Regions from separate parts of the Mus musculus genome. Here all the other regions are linked to region 3. A link is a loop called in an ENCODE intact Hi-C map of the cell type or tissue named here. Cell type or tissue: left cerebral cortex. All regions are shown on one strand. Links, peaks and the distances in the headings refer to the core of each region. The heading gives the core; the rest is flanking DNA. Region 1 has its middle 43 kb from the start of Tex13b. Region 2 has its middle 19 kb from the start of Tex13b. Region 3 holds the start of Mid2 (midline 2).

The links. Peaks named below come from ENCODE experiments on the same cell type or tissue, not always from the same donor. Only the 100,000 strongest peaks of a DNase experiment are listed, where the experiment ranks them.
Region 1: a loop joins it to region 3, with 2.4 times the contacts of the local background. A loop is called at or near these places in 3 of 42 quality-filtered maps.
Region 2: a loop joins it to region 3, with 1.9 times the contacts of the local background. A loop is called at or near these places in 2 of 42 quality-filtered maps.

Annotation. Positions count from the first base shown.
Region 1 is chrX:140,851,056-140,861,717 of GRCm38, forward strand. No RefSeq gene overlaps it. Among named protein-coding and RNA genes, the nearest start is that of Tex13b, 43 kb to the left of the region's middle. In left cerebral cortex, for the core only: a CTCF peak has its summit at 6,565 (motif pointing left); DNase peaks (open chromatin) are centred at 6,192 and 6,587.
Region 2 is chrX:140,827,164-140,837,825 of GRCm38, forward strand. No RefSeq gene overlaps it. Among named protein-coding and RNA genes, the nearest start is that of Tex13b, 19 kb to the left of the region's middle. In left cerebral cortex, for the core only: no CTCF peak of the experiment used is centred there; DNase peaks (open chromatin) are centred at 4,729 and 7,846.
Region 3 is chrX:140,655,319-140,665,980 of GRCm38, forward strand. Mid2 (midline 2) reads left to right here and starts at 9,638. Exons shown (of 10, transcript NM_001358366.1): 1 at 9,638-9,960. The coding sequence starts at 9,957. In left cerebral cortex, for the core only: a CTCF peak has its summit at 2,882 (motif pointing right); a DNase peak (open chromatin) is centred at 5,504; H3K4me3 peaks cover 95 bases; H3K27ac peaks cover 29 bases.

The sequences.
Region 1 (10,662 bases), core at 1,676-9,675, 200 kb after region 3:
AAAATTAGTTATTCAACAGCGATTAATAAAATATACTACAAAGTTATAATGAAATAAATTGTGTTAAAATTTAGATAATATTCAACTTCATCACTGCCTAATTATTTAAGTATCTTTTACCCTTCATTACTCCGAAGGTAACTATTTTGTCATGCATGTGTATGTGATGTTCATTCATGTGTGTGAGAGGGTGCATATGCATATGCACGTGAACATTTGTGGAAGCCCAGGTTACTTTCAACCTTATATAGGCATGATCCCTCCCTTGAAACAAGAGTTCGCTGTTCTGTCTCTATTTCCAGAGTGGTAGAACTACAGACGGGCTTCCATGTGGGTGCTGGAGATATGATATCTTGTACTTTTTCCTTGCATAGCAAGCATCTTATCCACTAAGCCATCTCCATAGCTCCTCTTTAATTAAAGTTTCAACCAGGTTTCATTGGTGGCTTGAAATTGGTCATAATGAGAGTAGGTATGATAGTAAATTATCAAACAGAATACAAAACGGAGATTCTGTCCTCTTCCCCTGAAAAATGATTGCGGGTTTGTTTTGTTTTGTTTTGTTTCAAGACAGGGTTTCTCTGTATAGCCCTGGCTGTCCTGGAACTCACTCTGTAGACCAGGCTGGCCTCGAACTCAGAAATCCATCTCTCTGCCTCTGCCTCTGCCCCTCTGCCCCTGCCCCTCTGCCCCGCCCCTCTGCCCCTGCCCCTCTGCCCCTGCCCCTCTGCCCCGCCCCTCTGCCCCTGCCCCTCTGCCCCTGCCCCTCTGCCCCTGCCCCTCTGCCCCTGCCCCTCTGCCCCTGCCCCTGCCTCTGCCTCTGCCTAGTGCTGGGATTAAAGGCGTGTGCCACCACTCCCGGCGAAAACGGATTATTAAACACATACTAGAGAACCATTGAAGACTGGCTTGGAAGGCAGTGTATCCTTACCTTAAGTCATGAAGGTGAACAATGGAGGAGTTAGTGTCTTAGGGTCCTGTGGGAACGTGAAAGGCATACGAGCTAGCTTTAAACTCCGGAGACCCAGCAGATTAATTTGCAAGGTGTTTGCCATGCTCCCAGATACTAGATTCCTGACACGAGGTCCCAGCTCCATAATTCTGTGGACTTCAGTCATGTAGGTTGTCCAGACTACACCCCTACAGTTATCTGGCAACAGACAGGTAGGCCCAGCACACTATAAAAAGAGCTGTTTGCCCCCTCCTCTCTCTTGCCCTCTTGCTCTTACTCTATTACTCTTTTACCTCTCTCTCTTGCCCTCTTGCTCCCTGTCTCTCCACCTTCCCTCTTTCCCACCATGTGGCCATGGCCGCCCTCTACATCCCTACTCTCTCCCTCTCTCTGTCTTTCTACCATAAATGCTTTAAAACCATGGACTGCCTCTTAGACTCATTGGGATCTGCCATGCTGGAGCAATGGAGCAGGTTTTCCCCTAAAGAGGTGCATGTCTAACCTCCCACCAGGAGGTTTCTCTGCATTCCTAGTTATGGCTTCCAGCTGAGCCAAGCCACTTGCCACCAAGCCACCCTCCCGACCAAGCTAAGGACTCTCCTCCCCACAGTATCCAGCCAGAGTTCTCTCTGGGCCAGAGCCTGCCTCCAGGCCCCACTGCTCCATTTTCAGCTCTTCCATGGCATTCATCGGCAGCGCTGAACTCCCGGAGCAGGGCTCTGTGGCTTCTCATAGCCCAACACCCGGCAGCATGGGGTGCACAGTCAAACTTCCTGCATCTAACTCCATAAGTAGCTCTAGCCCTGTGGCGGGCAGTACACGGGGCCACATTTTTAACCCACATGATCTGCCTTCTTGTACTGTGGGTTGTCATTCCACATAGTTTCATGTAACTGAATGAGGGGGGTCACAAACAACTTGCCAACAATAAAAGACTTGTGGACACACAATAACCAAAGTTAATTTAAAATCAAATGTAAAATGTATCCAGGGAGATTCTGGCTTTGTTTCCCCCTGATATCTCCTGTGACTTCATTGCAGTCTTGATTTGGAACAAATTGTGCTCACTTTTCACTGTGGACATGTTCCAACACATGAGACAGTACACGCCTGTAATGCCCTGGCTCTGTAGGCCTTTGGCCTTGAAGAAATGCTGGGAGCCAACCTGGCCTGGAATGGTTTGAAGTGAGACACAGGGTTGGACTTAGATTTAAAGACTGATGGTCTCTGGCCTTCTAGCTCTCTAATTATACTGAATGCTTGCTGATGGCTTCTGTAGACTTAGCACCCTCTTGCTTATTCTGTGGCTGAAAACTGCTGGCTTCTTTTCTCTTTAACTCTCTGTGGCTTCGTTTTTCTTTACGAATCTCTGTGCTTTATTAAATGCTGTATCCCTATTTTATCATTCTCAAGTATTGTTCTGTACTTCATTAAGCGCTGAAAACTATTACTGTTCCGCGTTTCATTAAGTGCCAGGGAAACAACTCTTTGTTACTATTCTGTGCTAAAAACTTAACTCTTTCTTACTTCTGTTTAAATAAGTGCTAATATCTGGTGATTAATATGCTGTTTAGCAGTGGGAATTCAGTAAAGGATTTATTGCTAATGCTCCTTATGATAGCCAGCCCTTAGGAAGCCCTTCAGAGGCTTACATACTTAACTCCTTGTGAACCAGAGAAAAAGGAAAACAAAAGAATCCAAATGCTTTATACAGTCAAATATGCACAGACACATATCTCCACACTCTGGCTGGGCCTGGTCATCTGTCACAGTCAACTCCACAAGTATTCATGCATGCTTACATATATACGTATGTATACATCCACATATACTTATAGACAAACACACATATACATTTGGATGGATGGATGGATAAATGAATGAGGCAGAGCTCCCCAAGCCAAACCAACCAACAACTGTATTTCCTTTCTCTAATCTTTTTATACCTTTTTAGGTAAAAAGTTCTTTAGAAAACTACCTCAGAGATAAAACAGTATCAACTAAGCTGGACCCCTGGGAGCTCGCAGACACTAAGCCACAAACCAAAGAGCATACATGAGCTATTCCACTCCCCCCCACCCCCACCCCTGGCACATATGTAGCAGAAGACTGCCTTGTCTGGCCTCAGTGGGAGAGGAAGCCCCTAATACTGTAGAGACGTGATGCCCCAGGGAAGGGGGATGTGTGTGGGAATGGGTGGGTGTTACAGAAGGATGTTAATATTAAGTTCAAATCAGTGTATCATTCTATATGTTCATTATAAGTTCAAAGTAACAGTTTTTACATGGCATTGCTTTATCGTAGTGTATACTTGTAGCTATATTCTAGGATCTAATGTTTACCTTTGAACACAATTTTATCCCAAGTCTATTTCCCCTGTTAGTGTGATTATGAAAGCTCATATTTCTATTTATGCAGCCTTACTATTATTAGAAGTGGGCACATTATATTATTGATTCTAACTTTATTACATCTTTTGTAACAAGCCAACTAAGACCACCCATCTCTAAAACCATTCTTCCTCAAATTATTTGAATCAAATCAGGAATTCTACAGAATCATTAATTCATCTTAACAGCATTAATTCATGAAGGTTCATCTTTACATTGATCTGTAGGAAAGCAATAGGGTGGGCTAGTGCCCAGGGAATATTATATTAATTTAATAACGACAGGAAAGGCATATCAGTTTCAGGAAGCAATCCTGAGATGAAGTCTCTTTGGAACCTTGCCATCATAGACTGTGCAAAAATGGTGGGACACTGCCAGGAAGGCCACCTGCTAGCCTTGGCCTATTCTAGATGGCTCCTGACATCCCCTCCCTTCAAATAAAATAAAACGAAACGTGAATCTCTCCATTTTACAGCTTACCCTAGATATGTGATGATGAAAGAAGCAAAATAATCTCTAAATTTATAAGGAAACTCCATATGAAATTACTTTAAAAATTTTAGCTGAACTAGAAAACTAGCTCCTGGTATTAATCTGAAAATGTAAAGTTTCTGTCTTAATAGCAATCTGTAAATTATTTTAGACACCCCACAGATGTCCTGGTATTTGCTTTTAGGACATCTCTGGTCCAATAATAGGAGTAACAACATAAATCCATTTATGATTGGCATGACATGAAGTGATTAAAGTGTCTTAATATTTTTAGTCTGAGTCCTTATGTAGAGGATGACTCTAAGACATTAACTCCATCTGTAAAACCTTGATTAATTTTTTCTTCCTATTTGTCTCTTTTCCTCCCTCCCTCCCTCCCCCTCTTTCTTTCTTTCTTTCTTTCTTTCTTTCTTTCTTTCTTTCTTTCTTTCTTTCTTTCTTTCTTTCTTCCTTCCTTCCTTCCTTCCTTCCTTCCTTCCTTCCTTCCTTCCTTCCTCTCTCTCTCTCTCTCTCTCTCTCTCTCTCTCTCTCTTTCCTTCCTTCCTTCCTTCTCTCTCTCTCTCTCTCTCTCTCTCTCTCTCTCTCTTTCTTCTCCAGATTTTATTCCCCCATCCACCCTCTGACTGTTCCACATCCCATACCTTCTCCCCACCCTCTGTCTCCACGAGGATGCTGACACCCCCATCCCCTATCCTCCCCCCCCCAGACGTCTTAACTCCCTGGGGCCTTCAGTCTCTTGAAGGTTAGGTACATTATCTCTGACTGATCAAAGACAGTCCTCTGCTGTATGCATGTTGGGGGCCTCATATCAGCTGGTGTATGCTGCCAGGTCCAGTGTTTGAGAGATCTCAGGGGTCCAGATAAATTGAGACTGCTGGTCCTCCTACAGGGTCACCCTTCTCCTCAGCTTTTTCCTGCTTTCCCTAATTCAACCACAGGGGTCAGCAGCTTCTGTTCATTGGTTGGGTGCAAATATCTGCAACTGACTCTTTCAGCTGCTTGTTGGGTCTTTTGGAGGGCAGTCATGATAGGTCCGTTTTTGTGAGTGTTCCATAGCCTCAGTAATGGTGTCAGGCCTTGGGACCTCTCTTTAAGCTGGATCCCACTTTTGAGCCTGTTGCTGGACCTTCTTTTCCTCAGACTCCTCTCCATCCCTGTAATTCTTTCAGACAGGAACAATTATGGGTAAGAGATGTGACTGGAATGGCAAACCCATCCCTCATTTGATGTCCTGTCTTCCTGTTGGAGGTGACTCTATAAGTTCCCTCTCTCTACCATCAGGCATTTCATCTAAGGTCCCTCCCTTTGAATCCTGTGAGTCTCTCACCTTCCAGGTCTCTGGTGCATTCTGGAGGGTCCCCCCACCTCCTACCTCCCAAGGTTGCCTGTTTCCATGCTTTCTGCTGCCCCTCAGGGCTTCAGTCCTTTTCCCTCACAATACCAGATCAGGTTCCCCTCTCCCTGACATCCCCCAGCCTTGATCAATTTTTGCTTGAGTAATCAATGCCAAGGGAACATTTTGGGATTTAGAAGCCAAATCTTTTAAGTTCAGACTCCGTTTTAGAGAACCTGACCTAAGTTTGAACTCAGGTAAACTAACAGGCTGGTACCTAGCATTAGTTTCCAAGTTGCCCCCAACAAAACCCAGCTCCAGTCTCTAGGCAAATCCCCAACAAAACCAGTGTCTCCAAGTTATACCCTCAACAAGACCAGTGTCTCCAGGTTATTCCCCTAATAATCCTGCACCCCAGGTTAAAAGCCCACTCCCTGCCTAATGACCACCAATGCAGAGGGGAGCAGAAATTAAGTTTATGATTTGACTACCAGCACCAGCCAGTTACATTAAGGCTATAGTAGCTCACCAATTAGATGCTTCCACACATACTCCTTGCTTGTTGTTTACTATAAAGCCTTGCCCCATAGATATTTGGGGCTTCCCCACCATCAAAACCATCCTGCATGACATTGGTGTGCTGGTGTGTGTGTGGGGGGGAGGGGCTGATAGCTCCAGTAGAATAAAGACCCTGCTGTGAGTTGCATCAGATTGGCTCCTGTCTGTGTTTTTGCAGATCACATTTCCCTGGCACTACATTTTGGTGCATTGGCCAGGAAGTTCCCCATGATCTGGAAGGTCTTGAAGTCTAGGTATTTGTGTTTTTATATTTGTAACACTGTGTTAATCTTCCTGCCTTTTCCGTCTGAGAGCTGAAGTATCTGAGCTTTCTGTGTGAGATCTGCACAGCAGAATGGAAGCAAGCTTGTGTCAGGTAAACGTGGTAACTCTTCCAGCTGTCCTGAGATGATGTATTTGTGTGGAAGCTGGTGGCTTGTGTTGCCATGGTAATTCTTCTAGGTTTGTGCTGCGCTGAGGAATCTGAGTGTCAGAAGCTTTCTATGTGGTCTCAACAGGCCAGTCCTTGCACAGTGGCGCAAAAGCTTGTGATTTGTGTGCCGGCTAATTTGTCTGAATGTTAGAAGCTTTCTGTGAGATCTACAGGTAGAAACAAAAACTTGTGTAAAGATAAATGACTTATGTTGCCATGGTAAATTTTCCAGGTCTGAGTAAACATCTGTGAAGTACTACCTGTTGTCATATGTGTGAGTGTCACCTTCTTGTTGGTTCTTGTTACTGCGGGCTGTATCATTTTCTGGTTGTGTTTTTTTGTTGTTGGCTGCCTCTGTTCACAGATTCTGAGTGGTACCACATCTATCTTCTGTGAGCGCCACCTTCTGGTTGGTTTTTGTTATTACAGGCTGTATTTTTTTTTTTTTCTTTTCTTTCTGGTTTTGGTTTTTGTTGCTGGCTGTCTCTGTTCACTGATTCTGAGTGGTATACCACATTCTCCTGTGAGCTCCACCTTCTGGTTGGTTCTTGTTACTTTGGGCTGTATCTTTTTCTGTTCTTGGTTTTTGTTTCTGGTTATGCCTTCTTTTGTTCATTGATTCTAAATGGTGCCACATCTTTCTGACCTTGAATTTGTTCTATGGCCAATTTATAGTTAGGACAGATGTGTCTGGGAGCCATGACTTTGACAAGGTGACTTTGATGGACTTATTAACATGAGAAAGGCTACCTCTATCACATTCTACAGGTTCCCTTCACCACAGCAGAGGCCAAGAAGCTGGTTCCTGGCCCCATGGGGGGGGGTCCTCCCCAATATGCTTGACTTCCCCTAACTCAACCAGACTGGGATTTTAACACATTTGAAGGTAAGAGGAAGCTCTTGGTCTACTGTCGGGCTCTGCTGACAGGTCTCAAGGTGGCTGCAAGCTGGCTCACAAATTTGGCCAGAATGTATGACATTAGGCAGGGAGAAAATGAAAGCCCTACAGATATTTTAGAGAGGGTCATGGAGGCAGTTTGACAGTACACACCCATGGACCCTGAATCACCAGAAGCAAAGGTGGCAGTCGCTCTATCTTTTATTAATCAGGCAGCACAGGTTATTAAAACAAAAAACAAAAACCCCAGAGGGTTGAGAGGTTAGGAGAAAAGAATCTGAGGACTTACTGATAGTGGCAGAGAGAATATTTAATGGAAGAGAAGCAGATGAGAGGACAGAAGCAACAGATTTGAGACCTGGCAAAGATCCTGTTGGCAGCCAAGGCCAAACCAGAAAACTGTAAGAGATGTCTAAAACAGATAACCTCAGAAGAAGGAGATAATGGGGGGTTCTTAAAGTCAAAAGTTCCCCCTCCCCAAGCCCAGGGTAACCTTAAAAGTAAAAGAGAAACCCACCAGATTTTTGTTGATAATTAATAATGTTCAACATTCTGTCTTGCTAAAACCTGAAGACAAAGTCTCTTCATCAATTTATAAATGACTTCCCAGCAGCAACAGAAACAAAACAAAAACACAAGACCTCTTAGGGGCCCTAAAATAATTTAGAGTATTGAGCCTCCTATAAGACGGCCTTACTCTGTCAACTACAGGTGACCTCCCTAGACCTGGGGGATGCATGTTCAGACTCAGGGCCCTGGCATCAGCCAATGGCCAATGTGTCACCAATTGCCAGAAGCTCCCCCCTCCCTGTTTACACATCAGTGCAGCCGTGACCTCCTGGTTAAAGATGATGCCAGAAGGACTCATTACCAGCCTCTCTTCTTGAATGTCCCCAGGATAACTTTTCAGCTGCCTGACCCTGACCTCGATTGATGGGCCTCTGCATGGATGCTCAGATGGATGCAGAGGTCACATGGTTCACCAATGGCACCAGCCTCATTCTGGATGGACAGAGGTGTGCTGTGGTAGCAGTGGACTCAAACACTGAGGTAATATGTGCAGAGCTACTCCTGGCAGAAATGTCAGCCAAGAAAGCTGGACTGGAAGCTCTGACCAAGGCTTTAGAGCTGAGAAAAGACAAGAGACACAGATGGTTGGTGTGTCTTTGCTTCTGCTCATTTCCATGGGGCTATTTATAGGGAGAGAGGCATTCTGATGGCAGAAGAAAAGACTAAACTCCATCCCAGAGGGCAACAAGACAGTCCAGTGGGTGGCCACTAGAAATTGGGCCCCTCATGACCTTGATTGCACTAGACCCAGGAGACCCCATACTCTCTGATCAGACAGAGGTTTTGATCTGGATCAAAAACCTGCCCATTTCTCAGTGTCATAAGAGATGACAGAGGACAGCTGACTACAAACTAATTGTACCAGAGAAAATGGGTCTGCGCATACTGAAAAAGATCTATGGTTCCTCCCACATTGGATCCCAATGATTGCAGGACTTAGTCTGCTGGTCCCACATCAGAATTAGAGATGCCAATTCAATAATAGTTGAAATTGTTAAAGACTGTAAGGCCCGTCAATTGGCTAGTGCAGTTACCAATGAAAAGGACCCCAATACTCAATACTGGAGCACCAAGCCAAGAGTCTATCAGAAAATGGCCTTCATAGAGATAAAACCAAAAAAACTCAGATACAAATAATTGCTGGTGTTTATAGATACCTTTTCAGGATGGACTGAGCCTTTCCCAATTAAACATGACACTGTGCAAAGAAACCAGTAAAAGAAATTCTTCAAAGTTATGCTTTTTCTAAGTTTATAGGGTCAGACAATGGACCTACATTTGTGTCCAGGTAAGTTAGAGATTAGCTAATATTCAGGGGATTGATTGGAAATTTCATTGTGCTTACAGACCCCAGAGTTCAGGATAGGTGGAAAAGAAAAACAAAACCCCAAAGGATACCTTAACTAAATTGACCTTAGAGACTGATAGTAACTGGGTGACTCTCCCTTTGATCCTTTATAGAATACAGAACTCCCCATACCAGATGGGACTCACCCCTTTTGAAGTTTTGAATTACAGTGTGGATCCATCACACATCCATTTGCAGTTGAAGACCCAGGCTAGCAGGAGGAGAATTCAGCCTCAAGACTCCTTCCTATCTCCCACTGATGGGCTCCTACCCATGCATCAGGGACATCACAACGACATAGCCCTGTTACAGTTTTAATGAAGCTTCAGGAAGTTCCATGATTGGGCCTTCTAGAAAGGGGTGGGTGGGGGATGAGAGGCCAATGCTTTTAAGTTCAGACTCCATTTTAGAGAACCTGACCTAAGTTTGAACTCAGGTAAACTAACAGGCTGATACCTAGCATTAGTTTCCAAGTTGCCCCCCAACAAAACCAGAGCCTAGCTCCATTCTCTAGGCTAACCTGCAGATATTGATGGATGAAATGCACATGAAGGAAGTGACATGTATAGAAGTCTCTGTCCTGACATCTACAGAATCCTGTGGGAATATACAAACAGAGATTCTCCTGGAAAAAAAATCCAGCTTTTTTATTATCTAGGTAATAGGTCTTTTATCTTATTAGAGGCTTGAAATGATAAGAAGAGTAATTATAATCTCCATTTTAAAAATTTAGAAGTCTTTTAAGATCTGATCAACTCATTCCATAATAATTTGTCCCTGTGGACTATAGGGAACATCGGTGGAGTGTGAGAAATTAATAGTCAAATACCAATTTTGAAAGGCTTTTGAAGTATAAACAAGGCGTTGTTTGTTCTTAAGCCTATGGCATCCCACAGTTATAAGATAGTAAAACAAATGCTTTATTGTATCTTTGAAAGCTTTCTCAGGTTAGGCCAAGGCATAAATAGCAATGAGAAATAAGTGCCCATACATACAAGAAAAAAGGCTAAATTTCCAAAAGACAGGACCTGTGTAAGGTTTGTCTGCCTTAAATCAAAGGACCCAGATGTATCTGTCTCTTGTAAGACTATGCCAGGGCCTAACAAACACAGAAATGGATGATCACAGTCAGCTAATGGATGGATCACAGCGCCCCCAATGGAGGAGCTAGAGAAAGTACCCAAGGAGCTAAAGGGATCTGCAACCCTATAGGTGGAACAACATTATGAACTAACCAGTACCCCGGAGCTCTTGACTCTAGCTGCATATGTATCAAAAGATGGCCTAGTCGGCCATCACTGGAAAGAGAGGCCCATTGGACTTGCAAACTTTATATGCCCCAGTACAGGGGAACGCCAGAGCCAAAAAGTGGGAGTGGTTGGGTAGGGGAGTGGGGCGGGGGTATGGGGGACTTTTGGGATAGCATTGGGAATGTAAGTGAGGAAAATACCTAATAAATAATATAAAAAATAAAAAAAATCACAAGGACATAGGCTTATCAGGGGTTAATTCCCAAGAGTGGGCAGCTCTACAGGAATTCAGGAGCAGTTTTTCTGAGTCCTGTGATGATTTGATGGTGTAAGATTTTGTTAAGGAATTAAATTTATCCTTACCTTTGTTGACAGGACCAGGAAGCATAGAATGAACTTGAACATATCCAATAGAGAAAAGGCAATTTCTAGAATTAG
Region 2 (10,662 bases), core at 879-8,878, 170 kb after region 3:
AACTTTCTTTAAATGTTTCTCAGCCATTTGGTTTTCCTATTTTGAGAATTATCTGTTTAGATCTGTACCCATTTTTTAATTGAGTTATTTGTTTTCTCGATGTCTAGTTTCTTGGAGGTTTTTATATATATATATATATACTTTGGATATTAGCCTTCTATCAGATGTGAAAGAATTTTCTCATTCTGTAGGCTGCCAGTTTGTTCAAATGACAGTGTCCTTTTCTGTGAAGATTCTTTTCAGTTTCATGAGGTCTCATTTTGTGTCTTAGGGCCTGTGCTACTGGTGTTTAGTTCATAAAGTCATTTCCTGTATGAGTTCAAGGCTATTTCCTATATTCTTTTCTATTGGGTTCAGTGTGTCTGGTTTTATGTTGAAGTCTTTGATCCATTTAGAGTTAATTTTTGTACAGAGTGATAAGTATGGATCTGTTTTGAGTTTTCTATATATAAAGCCATCCAATTTGTCCAGCACCACTGAACATTAACAAGCAAACTATACCTGCTGGGAGAAGGAAGGTCACTTTTGTCCAATAGAGTTAAAACTGGGTATAACAACTACTCTAGCATAGGCATTGTGTTCAGAAATAGTAGTTGGCCAACATATAATTGGACTCCACAGTTTTTGTGCTTTTATTTTATTGTAATTTGTTATTTATTTTTTAATGTGATTTTATTTTATTTTCTTGGTTTTGAGGGTGTTTTGTCATTTTATTGGGTTTTTGTTTGTTTGTTTTTTTTTTTTTTGAGGAAGAAAAACTTGTATAAATAGGGAGGGGGAGAGAATCTGGAACAATTTGGTTGCAGGCATACATTTTTCACAAAGTACTTTAATAAGGGTTCAATATCCTCTCTAGCCTACCATACAGAGAGGTAGTAGAAAAGAAATGGAAGGTAATTAGGATATGGGGCGGGGGAGGGGGGGAAGTGAACCTGTTTACAAATAATTTTTTGAGGAGATTCCAATCTTTGTTGTTCTCAGCCCAGTCCAGTAGCAAACACCAAACATGAATCAGCAACAACAGTCCAGTTTCCTTGGAAGACATCACACATGAATCAGCAAGGGCAGTTTAATCCTGAAGAAACTATGAGGCGTGCCAATCAGAAATGACAAGAAGCTGCAGGAACCTCACGAGAAGTCCTTTGGTGAATTTTTCTCTATGAAGTGACCACAAGCAAAGCTCAGCAATGCAATGTAAGGTGAACCAATACATGCGTGTCGCCAGTGAAGACTAGAGGGGAGGAGCAAAGCAAACCAACATTTGAGCTCCCACTATCTGTGGGGTCAGATTTATATTCCTTCTGAATATCATGCGTCCTTTACATGTTTGCTACAGCAAAAGATCCTTTCATCTATGTCGACTTCAGCAAAACATTCTGTGATGTGTCTGCTTTAGCAAAACATTCTTTCATTTGTCTGTCCCAGCAAAGCATCATTATAACCTAACTTTGTCTCCAAAGGAACCAGAAATTTCCACTTTACTTTGGGGAAGGGAAGAATATGATAAAATACATTTTAATTTTAAATTGTTTTAAATAATAAAAATACAATAGTGATAATAATAAAAGAATTGCTATGTATGCTAGATATGGGATAAGATATGAATGATGTTATGACAAGTTCTTCAGATTACAATGCTGCCCTTAGGGACACTTAGATAACAAACATCAGCTGAACCAAGGAAGGTGATAAAGCCCTTTTGTGCTGGAGACCTCAGGAGGGGCTTCTCTGGGAAGGTGAGGTAGGAGCTGGAACTCAAGAAAGGAAGCAAGAATATTGATAGAATGTCCACAGAAATCCTAAATAGCTCAAATGACTGCTTTTCTCATTTTCTCTGATTAGCTTGAACTTGCTACCTGGTTAGAACTCTTGAACTTTAAAATAACTATTTATTTTTGGTAGTGTCCTAGGGGACACAGGAGTCCTGCATTTGTGAAAGTCTACTGCATGCAAAGGACATCACTGAGAATCTTTTGTATGTTCTTGCCCTTGTCTTTCCTGGGCTTTAACCTTTAGGAATCTTAAGAGCCGACTCATCTTGCCATTCCTTTAGATTTTCTGAGTGTCCCCTCTCTGCAGCTGTTGTCCCCTCTCCTTAGCTCTACCCAGAGCCTGATAAGACTGCTGCTAGTTCATAATAAAAGTGGAGATTTGGGACTAAAATTGTTATGTGAAGGATTAAAATAGCCTGACTGTCAGTTAAGGAATCTGACCTGAATGTCATGAGTTGTAGGTATGGAGAGAGTTGATGACGTTACTCTAACCCCTAAAATTAAGTATTATTTTTTGTCCAGCTAACTGAATCTCGAAGGAAGAAAAATATGAAGAATGAGTTAATATAGATGGAATGAAATGTCCCTTTTCTTGAATTTCTGCTGGCCCAAGGGATCTCTCTCTCTCTCTCTCTCTCTCTCTCTCTCTCTCTCTCTCTCTCTCTCTCTCTCTCTCTCTCTCAGATACTTTCTTTATTTACATTTTAAATGTTTCCCCCTTTCCAGGTCTCCCCTTAGGAAACCCCCTATCCCATTCCCCCTCCTCTTGCCTCTATGAGGGTGCTCCCTCACCCACCCACTCCTGTTCTCCTGCTCTGGCATTCCCCTACACTGGGGCATCAAACACCCTCAGTCCCGAGGGTCTCTCCTCCCACTGATGTCCAACAAGGCCATTTTCTGCCACATATGTGGCCAGCACCATGGGTCTCTCCATGTGTATTCTTTGGTTGGTGGTCCAGTCCTTGGGAGTTCTGGGGAACCTGGCCCGTTGACACTGTTGCTCCCTCCATGAGGCTGCAAACCCACTCAGCTCCTTCAGCCCCTTCTCCAACTCTTCCATTGGGGACCCTTGAGCTCAGTCCAATGGTTGGCTGTGAACCTCTGTATTTGTCAGGTTCTGGCAGAGCCTCTCAGGAGACAGCCATATCAGGCTTCTATCAGCAAGCACTTCCCGGCATCCACAACAATGTCTGGCTTTGGTGGCTATATATGGGATGAATCCCCAGGTGAGGCAGTCTCTGAATGGCCTTTCCTGCAGTCTCTGCTCCACACATATTTCCTCCTGTATGTATTTTGTTCACCCATCTAAAAAGCACTGAAGCATCCATATTTTGTCTTCCTTGTTCTTAGGCTTCATATGGTCTGTGAATTGAATCTTAGGCATTCCGAACTTTTGGGCTGATATCCACTTATCAGTGAGTATATACCGTGTGTGTTCCTTTGTGATTGAGTCACCTCACTCATAATGATATTTTCTAATTGTTTGCCTGTGAATTTCATGAAGTTATTATTTTTAATAACTGAGTAGTATTCCATTGTGTAAATGCACCACATTTTCTGTATCCAAGGGATCTTTTTCACATGGTCACTTGGATTTCCTGTTGTGCTTTTCTAAATGAGTGCTAAAGTTTCCTGGAGCAGGTGAGATGATGACACCCTTCTTTGTATTGCACATCTGTCACTGGAGTCAGGAATTGTGCATTGCATTCTACAGCAATCAACATCTTAGAGGCCCTGACCTCAATGATAATGCTTTAGGTGACAAGGGTATACAGGTCCCAGGTAAAGGATTGAAACACCTTTGCTGCAAACTACAGACCTTGTGGTAAGTACTAGGAGAGTCTGTGTTTAGGAAGCTTTTGTTCAAGGCTATGTATGAAAGGGATAGCCAATGAGGAATGTGGGATAAAATTAACTTCCTTTTCCCTCTAGGATTGTGGTAGTGGGTTGAAATGACCTTGCCACATATACCAGGCTAGCTTTGTACATGCATCAATCTTCTTGCCTCTTTTTTTCTGAGTGCTGGATTAAAATATATAGCATCATGCCTAGTGAAGTTGATTTCTTTCCTGAATCTCTTTACAGGTTGTCATAGTGTCATCTTAAGATGCATGTAGTGGTGCTCATGCCTGTGTCCTCAACAGAGGTAAGAACCTAATACTCCTGGGCGTGAAAATGCCTTCAAGGATTTTCAAATACGGATGCTGTGTGGTGCACGGATTTGTCCAATGTGTAAAGTTGACGTAGTCTATTAAGTCACTGTTTTGGGCAAAATGGGAAAGAAGGGTTCAATATGGGCATTTTGGATTTAGTCAGAAACAGCTGCAGTGTTTGTTTTAAAGAGGAAAACTGAGGATAGGCCAAACCTAGGCAAAATGGTAAATACAATTACCCATAAAACCCTTTGTCCTCTTGGATGTAAACACAGGAGCAGAGGCAGATAACAGGCAGCTTGTATCTCATTGCTAAGAAAAACATTATAGAAGGGAAAGAACACAGGACCTAGGTGCTAGGTTTGGCTCAATCATGTGTATGATCACCATAACTTAATCTCTCTAAGCTTCAGTATCCTTGACTATTAAATGGAGATAATGCTGCTTACAGACTACTTGAAGTCAACGTGAGGATTATTGAATAGAGAACTCAATTGTAAATGTCCCTACTGGATGTACCCTTAGCGCATAGGAGATGCCACATATTAAGCCGGGTGCATTTCTATGTCTCATGCCCACTGGTGTGCTAATGAGAACATTTGGAGTATCTTTGAAACTCCAGGGCGATGAAACTGTAATGGGAAGATTTCAAGGGGTGGAGGTCTCCACCTTCTGTGGTCAGTGTCCATCTGCCAGCTCAGCAGGCAGATATGCACACAAAGGAATTCTTAATTACAGTACAACTATGTTCTGTTGGCAGCTAACCAGTGGCCAGGCGGCCATTTGTGTTTGGTATTCAGAACTGGAACACGTAATGGAAAGTAAAATCTTAGTTGTGAAAATCCCACAGTCCAAAGCCAATTTGGTAGACTGAAGCAGAACTGAACTCTGCATAAAGAGCTGATTACAAACTGCAACAGAAACTGCTTCTCTGCTTGCAAAGTGATGTCGTTTGGTTTCAAAAGCTCACAGGAGTACTTATTACCAATCAACCAGAGGGACTTATGCAAAGCATGATTAAGTCTTGAGGGGTAGGGACTTTCATAGTATTATTCTCCAAAATATGTCAATGGGACCTTTATTGTCATGATTGACATAAACTTAACTGATACACATCTTAATGCTTCTTCTTTTTTTGGGGGGTGGGGGATTGCCTTTTTTTAATTAGGTATTTTCTTCATTTACATTTCCAATGCTATCCCAAAAGTCCCCCATACCCACCCCCACTCCCCTACCCAGCCACTCCCACTTCTTGGCCCTGGCGTTCCCCTGTACTGAGGGGAACTGTACTGTGCTTCTTTAAATGTGGAGTAGCACCACAGTGGTGTCACCCACCAGCATGTGTGCCACACTAAAGGTTCTAAATAAGAGCAAGGAGTTGTTTTGTTGGGATGGGATGCTATTGTGTGTTTCCATGTAAATTGTCCCACCATTTCCCAATTCACTTGTGCTTCATCTTTTAACTAGCATGCTTATACTGTATTTTCAGGCCAACTTTTAGACTTTTATAATCAACATACAACAAGGTCATAGCAGGGTGCAATATCATTGAATACAAAATGATCACACAGAGTAGCTATAATTTTCTGATCTCAAATCAATCTTGATCATTAGAATTCATATGACAGAGCTGAAATCAGTAGAAAAATACATCATTATCAAAATAGATGAAAGAAAGATATGGATTACTTAAAAAAGTTAGGCTGGAGTCAGTCTAGGTGTACCTCCTAGAAGGAAGGGTGTTCTGTGAAAATTGGAAAAACTGAAAGAGAGGTAGTTTCTATGAGCTGCTTGCCAGAAACTGAATCTTATTCCTTAAACTGTATTTTGCTCTATAAATATTCTAGCACAAATCATAAGAAGTAGGTATACGAGGTCAGTTAGTAATCACGGTATCTAGGAGAAAGACAAGAAGACAGATAATGTTCAGTAAATAGTAACCATTTATGTAAACTGAACAAAGTGGCTCACATCTGTAGTCACAGCATTCAGAAACTCAGGCAGGAAGATTGCAAGTTCAAGCCCAGCCTAGGCTTCATAGTGAGGTCCTGGCTCGAACACCAGAAGGATTAGGTATTAGGTAACATTCCAGCAAGAATGGGGGAAGCTCTCTCTATAAGGCCTATGTCTGGTTGAAGATATACAGGAGTCAAAGACTGCTGGGGGACAGTTTACTTCTGAGAGGATAAGCCCTCAGATAGGCTACCCATGCCCAACTACTCAACCCCACATACACATATATGAAATAGAGAATGAGAGCATGAATTTGAGAGGGGGTGGAAGTATGGAGAGAGTTGGAAGAGTGAAGGAGGAAGATATGACAAAAATATATTATGCTCACATATGAAATTATCAAAAAACAATAAAGAATAAAATTAGGGAAATTGTTAATAAAAGATTGGATGTTTACAAAAATGTTAAAAGACTGGATGTTTACAAGGTTAAGGGAAAAGAAGATATTGTGTCCTCATAATGACAAAGTTCACCTTAAGTCACTCCCCAAGGATTTATTGAATATATCTTGATAAACAATTATGCCAAGAACTCTGAGAACATGAATAAGATATCAGACATCATCTGTGTACTTCTGAGGCCAGTGGTCCCAGGGCAGAAAGGCAAATAAACTGAATAATGTGTGAAATAGTCTCAAGGTCTCACAGGACCTGTCTGAGGTGATCATAATAAACTTGTAGAAAAAAGAGTCACCTCAGTTGAATCTCAGAGCTGTAGTTAGGTAAAGATGGAGAAGGCTAGTCCAAGTTTAGGACGTAGCCTGAATAACAATACCTGGAAAATAATTGTCATGGTTTGTGGTACTTGACGATGGCAGTTTGGATGATTACAAGACTGTGATATTACTGGAACATGGAAGTATAAAGCAGAGTGTGTGCTGGCAAATGGGCCTGGGGAGATAGCCAGGATGCCATCCATATATGGTGTCTGGTAAGTAGAGCACATTAACAGAGTTCTGAGTGCAATTTCAGCCCCCCCCCCCCACCTCTTCCTTTCATGGCCTCTTAGAGTAGTGCATATTTTGAAGCTTTTCTTCAGCCTACCTTTTCAAAACTGACTGAAGGTGGGGACAACTTTACTTCCACAGCTAGACAGAAAGTCCGCTTACCTACCCTCCATGATTCCATATGTCTTGGTCAGCAGACAGAAGAACACTCACTGTTCTGTAAATACTGTTAAACTTAGAATGAATGGCTGTAGAGGAGCTCCAATAATGAGCATGTGTGTGTGTGTGTGTGTGTGTGTGTGTGTGTGTGTGTGTGTGTGTGTTCAGTTGCCCCCTTCCCCATTAGACTCTTTAAGTCCATTTGTGTAATTTATTACATTTATCCATTTGACTGTGTTGAATCACCCCTGTATTTCAGGTAGAAAGCCAACTTGTTCATGGTATATAATCTTTTTGATGTATGCCTGATTCTGTGTGGAAATATTTTAAGCATTTTAAAAATTACATTCATCAGGGTCATTGGCCTGTACTTTTCTGTTGTTGTTGTTGTTGTTGTTGTTGTTGTTGTTGTCGTGGTGGTGGTGGTGGTGGTGGTGGTGGTGGTGGTGGTGGTGTCTTTATGTGGTTTGGGTATTATACTGATGCTGGCTTCATAGAAGCATGGGAATGGCTCTGTCTGCTTCTATTGTTTTGAATAGTTTAAGGAGGATTCACTGTAGATTTTCTTTGGAAGTCTTGTAGAATTCTTATGTGAATCCATCTAGCCTTAGACTTGTTTTTTTTTTTAATTACTCTTTCAGTATTATTATGTATTTAGTAGAGGTTTCTTTCTTGTCATTTTTAGTTTTTTTTTTCTCCATTATGACAAGATAGGATACAAGGAGTGAGAATAAAGAAGGTTTTTTTGTGTGTGTGTCCCAGAATGTGGCCTATTTTAGAAAAGCTTCCATGTGGTCCAGAGTAGGATGTGTATTCATAGCATTTGGGTGAAATATTCTGTGGATATCTGTTAAGTCTGTGTGATGTAGAATGGCAGTTAATCCTGATGGTTCTCTGCTTTTGTATATTCACATGACCTGCTTACTGGAAGAAGTTGGGTATTGAAATCACCTACTATTAATGGATTCTTGTTTATCTGTGTCTTTATATCCAGTAGTACTTTTTTTTTTCTTGGAAAACGGGCACACCGCAGTTTGATGTATATATGTTTAGGATAGTACTCTTTTCTTGGTTAACTGTTCCCAGGATTAAAATGAAGCATCTTCCTTTATTCCTTCACATTCTTTTTCGTTTCATGTCTATTTTGTCATATATTAGGATAGCAATTTCCCCTTGATACCTGTTCCCATTGAATGAAGTACTTTCATCTATCCTTTTATTCTAAGGCGGCATCTATCTTTAAAGCTGAGATGTGTTTCATATGAACAACAGGTAGATGGTTGTAACTTGTTAATTTTTTCAAAACCTATTTTTAATGATGGTTCTTTACGCTTTAACCTCCTTTGTAGCCTACCACCCACCAGAGGTAGTAGAAAAGAAAGGATACAAGGGAAGTGGGCCTGTTTCGAAAGGTTCTTTGGAGCAACTACCATCTGTATTGTCTGGAAATTGGCAGTTCAGTTCACAGGTTAGTGGCAGCAGTTCAATCCACTCGCAAATACTTTATGGATACATCAGCAGTTCAGTTCAGTTGAGTCAGGATAGCAAACACAAATTAACATTGGTGGCGTGACCTAGCAGAGACAGCCAGGCCTCAGCCTCCACACTACTCAGCAGGAGGGACCAGGGAGGAACACCAGAATTTCTCGGCTGTGCCTCTTTCAGTGAAGCGAAGATCAGCTAAAACATGAGACAAACAAGTACTGTACAACTAGCTCTATAGGCAAGCCTAGCTCAGGCTGTCACTGTCTGTCAAGTCCTGTTTATACTCCCTCCAAACATCACATGTCTTCCCTGGGTCTTGCCTCAGCATGTGCTCTGTCTCATGTCTCAGTTGACATCACTCTGTCCATCAGCCTGAGTCCAAGGAAGCAGCAAGACTCCTTCATCACGTGTCCTTTCACATGCTTGCTTTAGTAGAACATCCTTCGTCCTGTGTCTGCTTCAGCGAAACATTTCTTCATGAGTCTGCCTTAGTCTTTCACTTCTGTCCACTTCAGGAAACCACTCCTTCATGCGTTTGCCCCAGCAAAACACCTTCTAATACAACTACTTTCCAAAGAATCCCTAAGCTTCCACTTTAGATGGTTTTGCTCTCTCTCTCTTTCTCTCCCCCCCACAGCCTGCTCACTGCTTCCTGGTCAGCCCCTCCCCCAATCCTTTGCCCAATCCTTCCCCCATCCCCCTTCTACTCTGAGTGAGTGCCCTCCCTGTACATCAAGTCTCTGCCAGGCTAGGCACTTCCTCTCCCACTGAGGCCAGACAAGGCAGCTCAGCTAGAGGACCATATCCCACATACAGGCAACAGCTTTTGGGATAGCTCCCACTGTGGGGCGCTGGTCGTGGGAAAATAAAGGGGGTGGGAGAGATGAGCCATGGCCCGCCAGAGCTCTGGGGCTATGGGTGGGCAGACACGGGGAACCAGGTGGGCATCTGGATGTGGGAAGCCATGGAACCCCAGTCCACAGTGGTGGAGAGGAGTAGTCCGGGGTCCTTGTGCCTCACGGAAGCCAGGGATAACAGGTTCTAGCTCTTGGGCATCACAGGACATCGCTAGACACCATGGAAGAGCTGAGAACAGGTGGGGGCCCCATGGGCTGCCTGGTCTATCCCAGGGCCAAAGGGAAAACGGGCAGGGGGAGAAGGTGCTGGGTGGTTCCTGTGCAGGCAAGAGTCTTTGGTCTGGTCTGGTGGCTAGAAATGCTGAGAGGCCTTCTTGTGGGAGATTAGACCCTGCTCTTTAGGGGACGGTCTATTCCATCGATCCAGCATGGTGAGTTTAGATGAAAGGAGGCAGTCTATGGTTTTAGAGCTTTATTGTAGAAAACACACACAGAGAGAAAAACAGGTAGAGAAGTAGAGGCTGGCCATGGCCACGTGGAGAGAGGGGAGAAGGGAAGGGGAGAGAGGGAGCAAGAGGGCTAGAGAGAAAGCATGAGAAGCAAGAGAGAGGAGGGGCAAAGCAGTCCCTTTTATAGTGGGCTGGCCTACCTTGCTGTTGCAGGGTAACTGTGGGGAGTTTGGACAGCCTACATGACTGATGGCCACAGAATGATGGAGTTGAGGGCTCATGGTGTCAGGTGTTAGTGTCTGGTGGTGTAGCTCACTGTTCTGTCTCTTGTAGAATTTTCCACTGGGTTCCCAGAGTAAGCCTCACTTGACTAGAACACAGACTGCCTTTCACAGTCCCACACCCCACTCCAGTTGTTCAGGACTCACATGAAGACCAAGCTGCACATCTGCTACATATGTGCTTGTGTTAGTAAAACATCCTTTCCCCCATGTCTGCTTCAGCAAAGCATTCCTTCATGTGTCTTCTTTAGTAAGACATCCTTTTGTTTATATTCCTTTCAGGAAAATACTCCTTCACATGTTTGTCCTAGCAAAACACCATCTGACACGCCTGATTTTCTGAAGAACCCTTAACTTTCCACTTCATGAGTTAGCTTCAGGAACTACCCATGTGCCATGAAAGTCACTTTGGGAATGAACTCCAAGAACTAAGACTCCACTGGCCCACCTATCACCTACAGCCTCATTCCTATAGCAAGTTATTAACATTTACTGGACGTTGAAAGTAAAAATATAGGTCTGCCTGTATAGGCATCAGTCCTGTGGA
Region 3 (10,662 bases), core at 1,344-9,343:
CAAGTGTTCAGCTCTGAACTGACGTACATGTAAGCAAAGCTAAATGGACTTGGTATGTATGTATGTATGTATGTATGTATGTATATATATGCTTACAGATAAAATTTTGTGTGTGTGTGTGATGTGTAGATTCAGTTCTCTATATATTAATATCTCAAAAATTGCCCCAAGCAAATCTGAATGAAACAAAATAATAAAGAACTACAGTAATGAAAGCAACCTGTAATTTCTAAAATATTAGGTGTGATAATAGTAGCTTTCAAGTTTGAGAAGATTTGTGTAGGTCCTAAGGTATCTTGAGCCCTATCTGGAAGGCAGTGTACCATTATATAAGAAAATATTTACTCTCCTTGAAACAAAGTATTTCTGGGTAGTTGACCATCTAGTTCAGGCTGGCCTCAAACTCACTATCTCCTGCCCCAGCCTACTCAGTGGTCATATAATAGGCTTGTGCCATCATACCTCATTCTCAAATTTTCATTTATGAAAGGCTAATTCTACACTCAGTGAGATGACTCTATTGATAAAAGCATTAGCCATGAAAATCTACTGTCCCGAGTTCAGTTCCATAGAGGAAGAGGAAGGAAAGAACTGACTTCCGAAAGGAGTTCTTTGACCTCTACATACATGTAATTCCACACATACATCACACACATACACACACACACACACACACACACACACACCTCACAAAGAATAAATAAACTAAAGAGTATTTCTGGAAGGAGTGCTGAGAATGGAATAGATACAAAACTAGGAAAGAAACCAAAAGGATGATTATAGTCACCAGATATGTGATAAATTTTGAGCATTACAATAATTTGATATGGGGTACGTGTTCAGATAAGGGGAGAATGAAAGCAGATTGGGAGCAAAATTGGCTTGTAGGTTTCCAGCGTGGAAATAACAGATGATGTCAGTAATTGAGGAGGTGGTATTAAAGAACTAGGCATTTCACTTTGGATATTCTCATTCAAACCACAACATACAACATTGCACTTCTTTTCTCTTGTCTCATATAGTAGCCTCATCAAAAAGAAATCAAATTTCAAGTTTCTTGAATACTGAATCCATTTAATAGAGAATCTTAGAGTTTTTATTGCACTGACATTGACCATTTACCAGATGCTAGGCGTTGTACAATAGCCATCACTAAACAAGACAGACAGGATACATGCCCTGGGGAGCTTATCATTGAGATTCGGTGTAGCACACTGTTTGGGGGCCAGGGTGTAAATCCTGGAACCATCACTCAGCTGAGAATAAATTGACTGAGAATAAATTACTCAATGATTCAGTTTTCATTTCCTCATCCACAAAACGAGTCAATTAGGGATTATTGTCAATAGGTTATTGTACAGATTTAAGAACTTAATGCATGGTGAGTGTTCAGATCAGTGCCAAATATACAAAAAAAGCTTAATAAATGTTCCTTATTATTTTGGTGTGTGGGGGAGGTTGGAAAAATCAACAACCAAGAAAGTAACATTTTAGGATAGGAACAATAAAAATAATTAAAATAGCTAGATTTCAAAGTACTGAAAGCAAATCAGTGTGTAGCTGCTTTAGATAGTGACATCTTAGACAATAACATTTATGTTAAATTCTGATTAAAAAGGATTAGTCATATGAAGATATTTGTATTGTTTGATTCATATTAAACAACTTTATTACTTGGTCCAAATCTGCCACATTTTCTTTCTGAAAGTAAAGTGTTGTTGTTTATGTATTGCTGATGTTACTTATGGAGTCATTGCAGAGCTGAGTAGTTGAGATAGAGGTAGTATGTCTCAGAAAGCCTGAAATATTTCCATATGCCTACTTCAGAAAAAAAGGTTTGGTTATCTCTGTTCTAGGCAGAGGGAACATCACATACAGAGGCTATAATCATGGGCCAATGTAGAGTGCTCAAAGACCTAAAAGACATACTGAGATGGGTAAGAGCAATAACAATGTGTCTTGACTTCAAGCCAACTTTTATTCCACTGACCATTGCTTTGCAAATTCATGAAAACTAACATCTAAGGTTTAAGTAACTAGCCTCCACGTGGATGCATGTATACACATGTACATATATGTGTATGTGATGTTCCCCCTGTCCTACTAGTTTTTGTTAGACAGGGTCTCACTATGTATCCCTGGTTGGTCTTCAACTTTTGTGTAGACAGGCTAGCTTCAAACTCATGGAGAACTGCCTGACCTTGATTCTTGCATGCTGTGATTAAAAACAGGCAGTATTTAGCCTTATCACCCCCTTTCCTTATAATAGCTGCTCATCTTTAGTGTTTTAATTTAGTATTAATACCATTCTCTGCTTTATGTATTCCTAAGGATCAGTGTATCATGGATATCCATGTGTATTCATGTGTGTATGCATGTTAATGTGTATTCAGGTATATATGTACATGTGTATACATGCATCCACGTGGAGGCTAGTTACTTAAACCTTAGATGTTAGTTTTCATGAACCATCCACCTTATTATTTTTAAGATAAGAGTCTCAGTAGAAACTTTGGATCCGGATTAGGCTAGGCTGGCTGGCCAGTAAATCCCCAGGGACCCACCTGTCCCTACCTTTCCCATACTGGGATTAGAAGCATATGCCACCTTGTCCAGATTCTATGTGGGTCCAGAGATCAAATTCAAGACGTCATACTTGCATGACAAGCATCTTACCAACTCATTCATTTTTTGCAGATTGTCAGTTACCTGGGAATACTTCTTTGAATTCAGAGCAACTCTGTTCACTTACTGTAGGTCACTTTACTCTTAATAGGTCTATATTAACAGGATTGCTGTCTTCAATTTTTGCCTCGTTTTAAATATTTATTTTATGGCTATCCATGTTTAGTTTGCATGTACATTTGCAGACCAGAAGAGGGCATCGGATCCTATAGAAGGTTGTGAGCTGCCATACAGGTTCTGGGAATTGAATTTAGGACCTCTGGAAGAGCAGCAGTGTTCTTAACTGCTCAACCATCTCTCCAGCCCCCTCATTACCTCATTTTAAATTTGCACCCCGCTCTACTTCATTTCACAAGTGAATCTTTTGATTAGTATTAATAAATTTATTAGTGTTAATAAATTAAGATTAGATCTTAATTTAATGTTGATCAATATCCAGCACACACACACACACACACACACACACACTCCTCTTTTATCTATATGACAGTGCTTCCAAAAACTGTTCTTTCAAGGTTGGATATTGTAAGATGTGTTTTACTGTGGTGTTAGAGATGGGATTCAGTGTCTTACACATATTAAATAAGCATTATACTATGGACTACTTTGCTATCCCCCTGTGATATGGTAACCAGTGGATAGACTATAAATGTTTCATGGTCAAACATGTTGGGGGGAAATATTACACAAAGGACAAATAGATTTTATTTCTGACAGAACTTCTTAGAGTCTTCAAATGCTAATATGTGCCATGAGTCACTGAGTTAGTCTGTAGCATTTTTTTTTCTTACACGTGTTTGACCAAATCCTTCCACCCCCCAAAATATCAGTTCATATCTTAAGGGGCGGTAGAGTTTATTACAGAGCCAATTTAGTAATTAGAATATCTGCATTTGAGGCTCTGAGTCATGTGTCTGGCCTCCCACCACGAGCCTGTTATGACTGTACTAGTTCTGCCAAAAGAGTCTCTCCATATTCTCACTATGGATTGAAAGTTAGGGTAGATCTAGCTCAGGTTGCAAAGGTCATCTCTGGACCATAGTCTTTCATCAATTTACTTATATTATGTGGCAAAACTTAGCACTTATGATCCAGGTACTGTTTGATGTGTTGGAGATAGACCAGTGATAGATAGGCAAAACTCTCACTCTCATGGAATGCATATTTGTGTTTGTGCATGAATATATGAGGGCATAAAATAAACATATGTGTTGTTTTATATCTGGTGATAAGTTTCCAAAATAAAAAGGACTAGGGTGCTGGAGATGGTGCTACTTTAGGTGGGGTGATCAGAAAGGATTATCTGATCAGGTGCTCTGTAATCTAAGAGAAGACATTGGACAGACTTATGGAGAGTGGGAGGAAGTACAATTTGAAAGAGAGGTAAGAGCATGTGATGTTCTTGGGGGTGTCTAAGAGTGGTGTGTCTTGTCTTTTTTTTTTTTAAGATTTATTTATTTATTATATGTAAGTACACTGTAGCTGTCTTCAGACATCCCAGAAGAGGGCATCAGGTCTCATTACAGGTGGTTGTGAGCCACCATGTGGTTACTGGGGATTTGAACTCAGGACCTTTGGAAGGGCATCTCACCAGCCTCCGTGTGTCTTTTCAAGGGTATTAGAAGGCCATTGTGCTTGGATTATTGTGGGCAAGGATGGGAGTTGTATAAGATGAAGTTGGAGAGTTTGGCAGAGAATGGCTACTGCCAGGTCTGCTATACCTTTTGCAATTTGCAATTTCTTTTAATGGCAATGAGAGGAGACAGAGTTTGTAGCAGGGGTTGAGGTTTTAAATGATTAGATTTCCATTTTGAAAGGATCATGGGCCAGAAGTGGGAAAATGAAAACCTGACTAGATTACCAGTTAGATGTTGGGCGCTGGGGCATGGAAAGTGTCTAGGATGGCATGCCAGAGTCTGTTTTAGGTAGCTGGGTGATACCACTAAATGAAATGGAATGGGCATAGAAAGTGAGAGGTCCTTTTTGGCCATATTCTTAACATTGCCTATTAGGCAGGCAACTGGAGCCGGAAAGCACTGAGATTCATGTGAGAGCTTGGACCCAAGGAAGAGATCTGAGATGGGGAAATAAAACTGGGTATATGAATCACACTGGGATCCATCAGTATATGGATCACACTGGAAATCATAGGACTAGAGGGTCTCCCACTGAAGTGACTATTTATGGAAAGGGGAGTCCAGACCTGAGCTCTGTGGGATACAGTCTTCAGGGATAGAAAAACAGGAGGAAGAAACAACAGAACCTGAGGAACATGTAGTGAGGTGGTAGGAAAACCAGGAAAGGTGTGTTGTTGTGGAAGCCAGACAGTAAGTAACCGACACTGTTGATTGGGAAGACCTGGTCGGTGGTAAGATTTAGATTGGCCCTGATGGCACATTAAACCTCTAGGACCAATGCAATGCAGAGAGCAAACATACATGTTTATTAGAACAACTCAGAAAAGTTATAAAACATGAAAACGGTAGCAGAGTGGAAATGAAAGAATAAAATGCACCAGGCACATGCTATTTCTCCACAGTAGGAACATAATTATTTTGAACCACTCTCTTTCAAGCAGACTGTGGAGTGCATTTACCACTGGAGTTTTAGAACAGTGTCCTATTGACAAGACTGTGCCGAAAGTGCTTTTCTTCTCACCATCCTGTTAAGAGCTGCTTGCTTAGAGAAGCTTTTGGTCAACCTCTGGATTTCAGACAAGTAGCTGCTTCTTTTGAGAGCAGTATAAGGTCCCCTTCTGCAGAAGCAATGATGTTCTTGTACAACAAAATCAGCCTTCTGTGATTTTTTTTTCCCTTGTGGAACAGACTGGCCTCTGTGCTGTTCTCTGAAGAAAGTATCTGCAGCCACTCCCTCCCCCTTACATTCTCAGTTGGAAAAAAAATAGCCCGATGAGCTGTCCCTTTCATACTGCAGGCCTGTGGTGTGGTGAGTCAGCTTCAGACTAATTCAATTAAACACCTCCAGCTGAATCTGTCAAACAATTTTTTTTATGGGCCCAGATTTATTTTGTTAATAGGATCAACATATGTTATATACAAAGGTAACCATTAAATAATTATAAACAAATAATTTCATCACATACTCCCAGCCAATTTTGCATCTCATGCCAGATACAAAACATTTACTTTAATAAATTTACAGTGAGCAATTTGCATAAAACCGTTGAAAGTGGGGATATTTTCAAAGCAGCTGCTTATGTGATGTGATTAGCAAAATCTCCCCATCCCCCACTCCCACCCACACAAGCCATTAGTCATTCCTTTGAATTAATACATTGAAGGCCTCTGTTAAAATTAAAATATTATCTCCTAATAGAGAGACAAATGAAGCTATTAACATTTAGCTTGAGTTAGTTGATTGAATTCCTTAATCACTTAGCAAGGTCCTTTGTAAAAGGAACCCAGCAGCTGTTAAGTCGTGAGGAGGGGAAAGGAAAGGTCCAGAACATTCCCTAGGGAGGAGAGGCAGGGTTGGGTATTTTGTGCAGGGCTCTCTTAAGCCAGAGACTCTGAAGCACTGGAAACTCAGGTGCAGGGGAGATGGACTAAAATACAAAGGGTGGGATCATTTCTAATGGGTGAGAAAAGCCATTAAAATCAAACCTCCTTTACTGTTAGCTCCACCAAGATGGAGCTAGCTTTGTTCAGGTACACCCTAATGAAAGTGGTCACTCCGTTATGTTCTAGAATAGTCTTCACTGCACTGTGGGGGATCTTACCAAGTGAGACTGTAGTGCAACTGAGTTCTCACTTCAATTTGTGACTCATTCTTTTTGTAGTCATACCTTTTGTTTTGTTTTAAACTAAACTATCAAAAAGCTTTCCTTTTTTTTTTGTTTAATTTTAGTGTTCAAGACAGGGTTTCTCTGTGCATTCCTGACTGTCTTGGAACTCACTCTGTAGACCAGGCTAGCGTCAAACTCAGATCCACCTGTCTTTGCCTCTCTAGTGCTAGGACTAAAGGCATATACCACCATGCCCTATCCATAAAACATTCTTAACGCACAATATGCAGTTATTGAAAGATCTCCATACAAACTAATCTCAGTTCTAGGTTTGAATCGTGTACAAGGTGTTACCAGGCTCGAAGATCTATCTTCCACAGGTGGAATAATCTATAGTTGTCCAGTGTGCTACTTCTATCTTTCACTTTTTAACAACATACACTTTGACACTTTAACCACTTTTTAGTGTTCAATTCAGTAGCATTAAATACATTCACAAAACAAATTATTTCTAGAAAAATTTCAAAAATCCAAGACAGAAACCATGTACGCTTTAAAGGATGTTTCATTTCCTTCTCCCACTGGTCCCTAGCATCCTCCATTCTACTTCCTATCTCAATGCTCCTTACCCTTTAAATTTGTTTCTAAGAGGTCAATAAAATATTTGAGAAATGCAAAACAACATATACAGTGCTGGATGCTTACCTGTCATGGTTTGGGTTTGAAATGTCCCAGCAAAAGCTTATGTGTTGAAGGCCAACTTGCCCACTCTGTACCAGTGGGTGTTCCAAGCGGGTCCTTTGGGAATGAACTGAATCACAAAGGCTTTAACCTCATCAACTGACTTGTCCACTGATGCATTCATGGTTTAAAGGACTATTGGGAGGTGGTGGAAACTAGGAGCTGGGACTTGGTTATAGGAAGTAGGCCCTTAGGTATGTGCCCTTGAATGGTATACTGGGACTCTGAACTCCTATTCCCACCCCCTCCTCCTCCCCGTCCTCCCCTCTCCTCCCTCCTTACTGTGAGGCAAGTTCCTTTACAGTCCCATCATGGTGTTCTGCTTCCCCATAGCATCAGAATCAATAGGACCAGTGACTACAGACTGAAAACTCTGAAATCATAATCCAAAATAAATCTTTCCTCCTAAGTAGTTTCTCAGATTTTCATCACAGTAGCAGAAAGTTAACATTGTTTCCTTCCTATTCCTGTCCTCCAGATAACCAGTGCAATCAACTTTAGAGGTATCTTTACTGAGAATACTTATTTGTCCACAAATATCCCTACGTCCCTTTTCACACTACTAGACGTATCGCCCTTAGTTTCCTAGTTACTAAACAACCTGGGTCTCTCCGCAGGCAGACTGACTCCAAATAAATGTAAATATAGATGCACACACATAAAATATACATATATAATTATTTCTAATATTTGTGTGGTGAATTTGCCCAGCAAATCAGCAGATTTCTGACTCATGAACTTAAAAGAAATCAAGTGTTTTATTGAGTCAAAGGTCCTATGGTAGAGAATTTACCCATCTGACCTTGTCCAAGAATACAGTATAATCCTGTTAACCAAATACAACACATCTCCACTGTTTTATTTCCCATTTTCCTGATGATTAGTCACATTAAATATCTTATTATCTGCTATTTTTCTATTTTTGAAAAATACCCATTTAAGTTCTCTGCCCCTTTTAAAACACATATTCTAGACAGTAAGTCCTTATCATGCATATATGGTTTTAAAACATTTTCTCCCATTCCCAATGTGTCGGTTGTGTACTCTGCTGTGTAGGTGTTGGTGCTATGTAGTCTCATTTGTTTGGTTTTGCTCTTGTTGTCTGTGCTTTGGATATGACACATTAACTTTTACATCTCTTGGTGCTGTACTTCCTTTTAGGTAATGTGGTTGGGTTTTTCCCTTCATTTCCACTCCAGTGTTCTCTAGCAGGTTTGTTTAACAGTGCTGTTGGCTGACTGCTATTGGTTCCCTGATAAGACACACCCATCTACCTTCATTTTTTTTTCTGGATTTGTTCCCAAGCACAGTAATGGGAGGCCCATGTGAGAGGGGCTGTTTCGGATTGCTTTATTCCTTCCTCATTTTGAGTGGAGCTAGAAAGAATATCCTCTGAGGTGGCTTCCTTCTCTCATCTACCTTTTAAGTGTGTGTGTGTGTGTGTGTGTGTGTGTGTGTGTGTGTGTGTTGGGGGGAGGTGGTAGTCTTTGAGCCAGTGATAGGTTAAAAGACAGGCTGTATCCAGACCAATGGGAGGCTCCTGGCTTCCAAATGGATCTTATTAGGGACATTGTATTCTGGATGGCTAGCATCTGCCTCATTGTCCTCTTGGCAGTGACCCTTTTGTATTGGTCAAGGATCTGAAGGTGCAAAAGAAACCTTACCCCATACACTTTTAGTGGCTTTAATCCACCTGAACAACTTGTGCCCAAGTCCAATAGAACATTGCCATTCTCCCTTTGTCAAAAGAAAAAGGGGTTGGGTTTCCTTCAATTGTCTGCCCTTCTCTGTCTCCTCCACTATTTTTGTTTTACTCTCTAGTTAACTTTGCATACAACAGCTTCACCAGTAGGACCTGTGAGGAGGATCCAGGCACACTCTTTTCATTGGCGAGTGCAACAGCCTTCTCCTTGCTCTCATCTGGGGGTTTGTGGATGTAGAAGGGAGGTAGGTGGGTGAAGAGTTTGGCCACAGTCTTCCTTCTGCGCTTCACACACACCACCCGGTCGTGGACGCGCAAACACACACACACACACACACACACACACACACACACACACACACACGCTCGTGCGCGCCTGCTCAGGCCCCTTCTCCCTGTGTCTTCCATCAAGATGACAGGGTGCTGGAGAAAAGGCTGCTGGAATCAGCTGGTAGGTACAGTAGTAATCTGAACCCCACCCACCCACTGCCTTTGCTTGCTCGGGTTTCTCTGGTCACTCCTGCCAGGGGAGAAAACATGTAAGCGCGCCTCCAGAGGAGGGGCACGGGGAGTTGGGAGTGGCGGGGGCGGCGGAAGGTGAGCCTAGGAAGGTGGCCCAGCGCCCCTTCTGCCCGGCCCCTCCCCGTGCTCCCGTAGGGTGTCAGCCTCGGCTCTGCTTGCCCCCACTCCACCCTCCTTTCGAAGGGATTGCCTTTTTTTTCCCTCTGCTGCGGCGGAAATGACAGTGTGGTGCTGCGGTGGTGTCATGGTGCTGCCTCTGGACCGAGAGGCGAAAACTCTTTAAGTTTAGCCCGGGAGACCTAGACGCGGGAACGTCGCGGTCTCCGTGCTGTCCCCCGTGGGGCGCGCGGGCTGGCGGATCCCGGCTGTTGCGCGGCGGCGGCGGCGGCCGCAGCGGCGAAGGCGGGCGGCGGCCTAGAGTGGTGGTGGCGGCGGCGGCGGCGGCAGCAGCGACAGCGGCCCGGGAGCTTGCACGGGAGCCCGAGCCAGCTTGCTGCGGAGGCCGGCGAGCGCCCGGCGCTCCCCGGCGCGCGTAGGAGATGGCTGGCACCCGGGAACAATATGGGTAAAACGCGTCCCCTCGCCGAGGCCCGGGGGGATGGTGGTGGTGGTGGGGTGGCTAGTGTCGCCGCCCGCGCCGGGCTTGGCCCTGGCTGGCTCCTGCTGCTCTTCAGGTGCCGCCGGGGCTGGAACTGGCCGAGGACACTTGGGCTTGGGGGGGGGGGCGGCAAGAGGGGGGAGACGGGGTCCTGGCGGCAATGGCAGGGCCCCGGTTGTCTGTCACACTGTTGTGACCCGAGCTCCTGCCGCTGCCCTCCTGGGAAGGAGTTTGCACTCCTAGATCCCAGGCTGGGGACCGGCCCGAGGCCTCCCGCTTGGCCAGGCCGAGCAGGGAGAAAGCAGTGGAGCGGCTCAGCTCTCGTGGCGCCTAGGCGCAAGTCTGGGAAAGGGCGCAGCCGCCTTCCCACGCTCCCGAAATCCACGGCGTCCTCGGCCCGGGCGGCGCCCCGAGGTCGGCGGTTGGCTCAGTGGTGCTGGCGCAGCAGCCTGAGATTCTGTGGACACCCTGCGAGCGGGAACCCCGGGAGAAACTTAATTCTCCCTCCCCTTTTCCTCCCTGCTGGGGAAACGATCTTCAGGTCTCTGTCTGGGTGGTTCTTTATTTCTGGCCTAGCTGTGAAAGCAGCCCCGTGGGGGGGGGGGGGGTGGAGAGGGAAAAACTTGAGTGTGTCCATAGGACACACTGCGACTGAAGCAGGGACAGGGG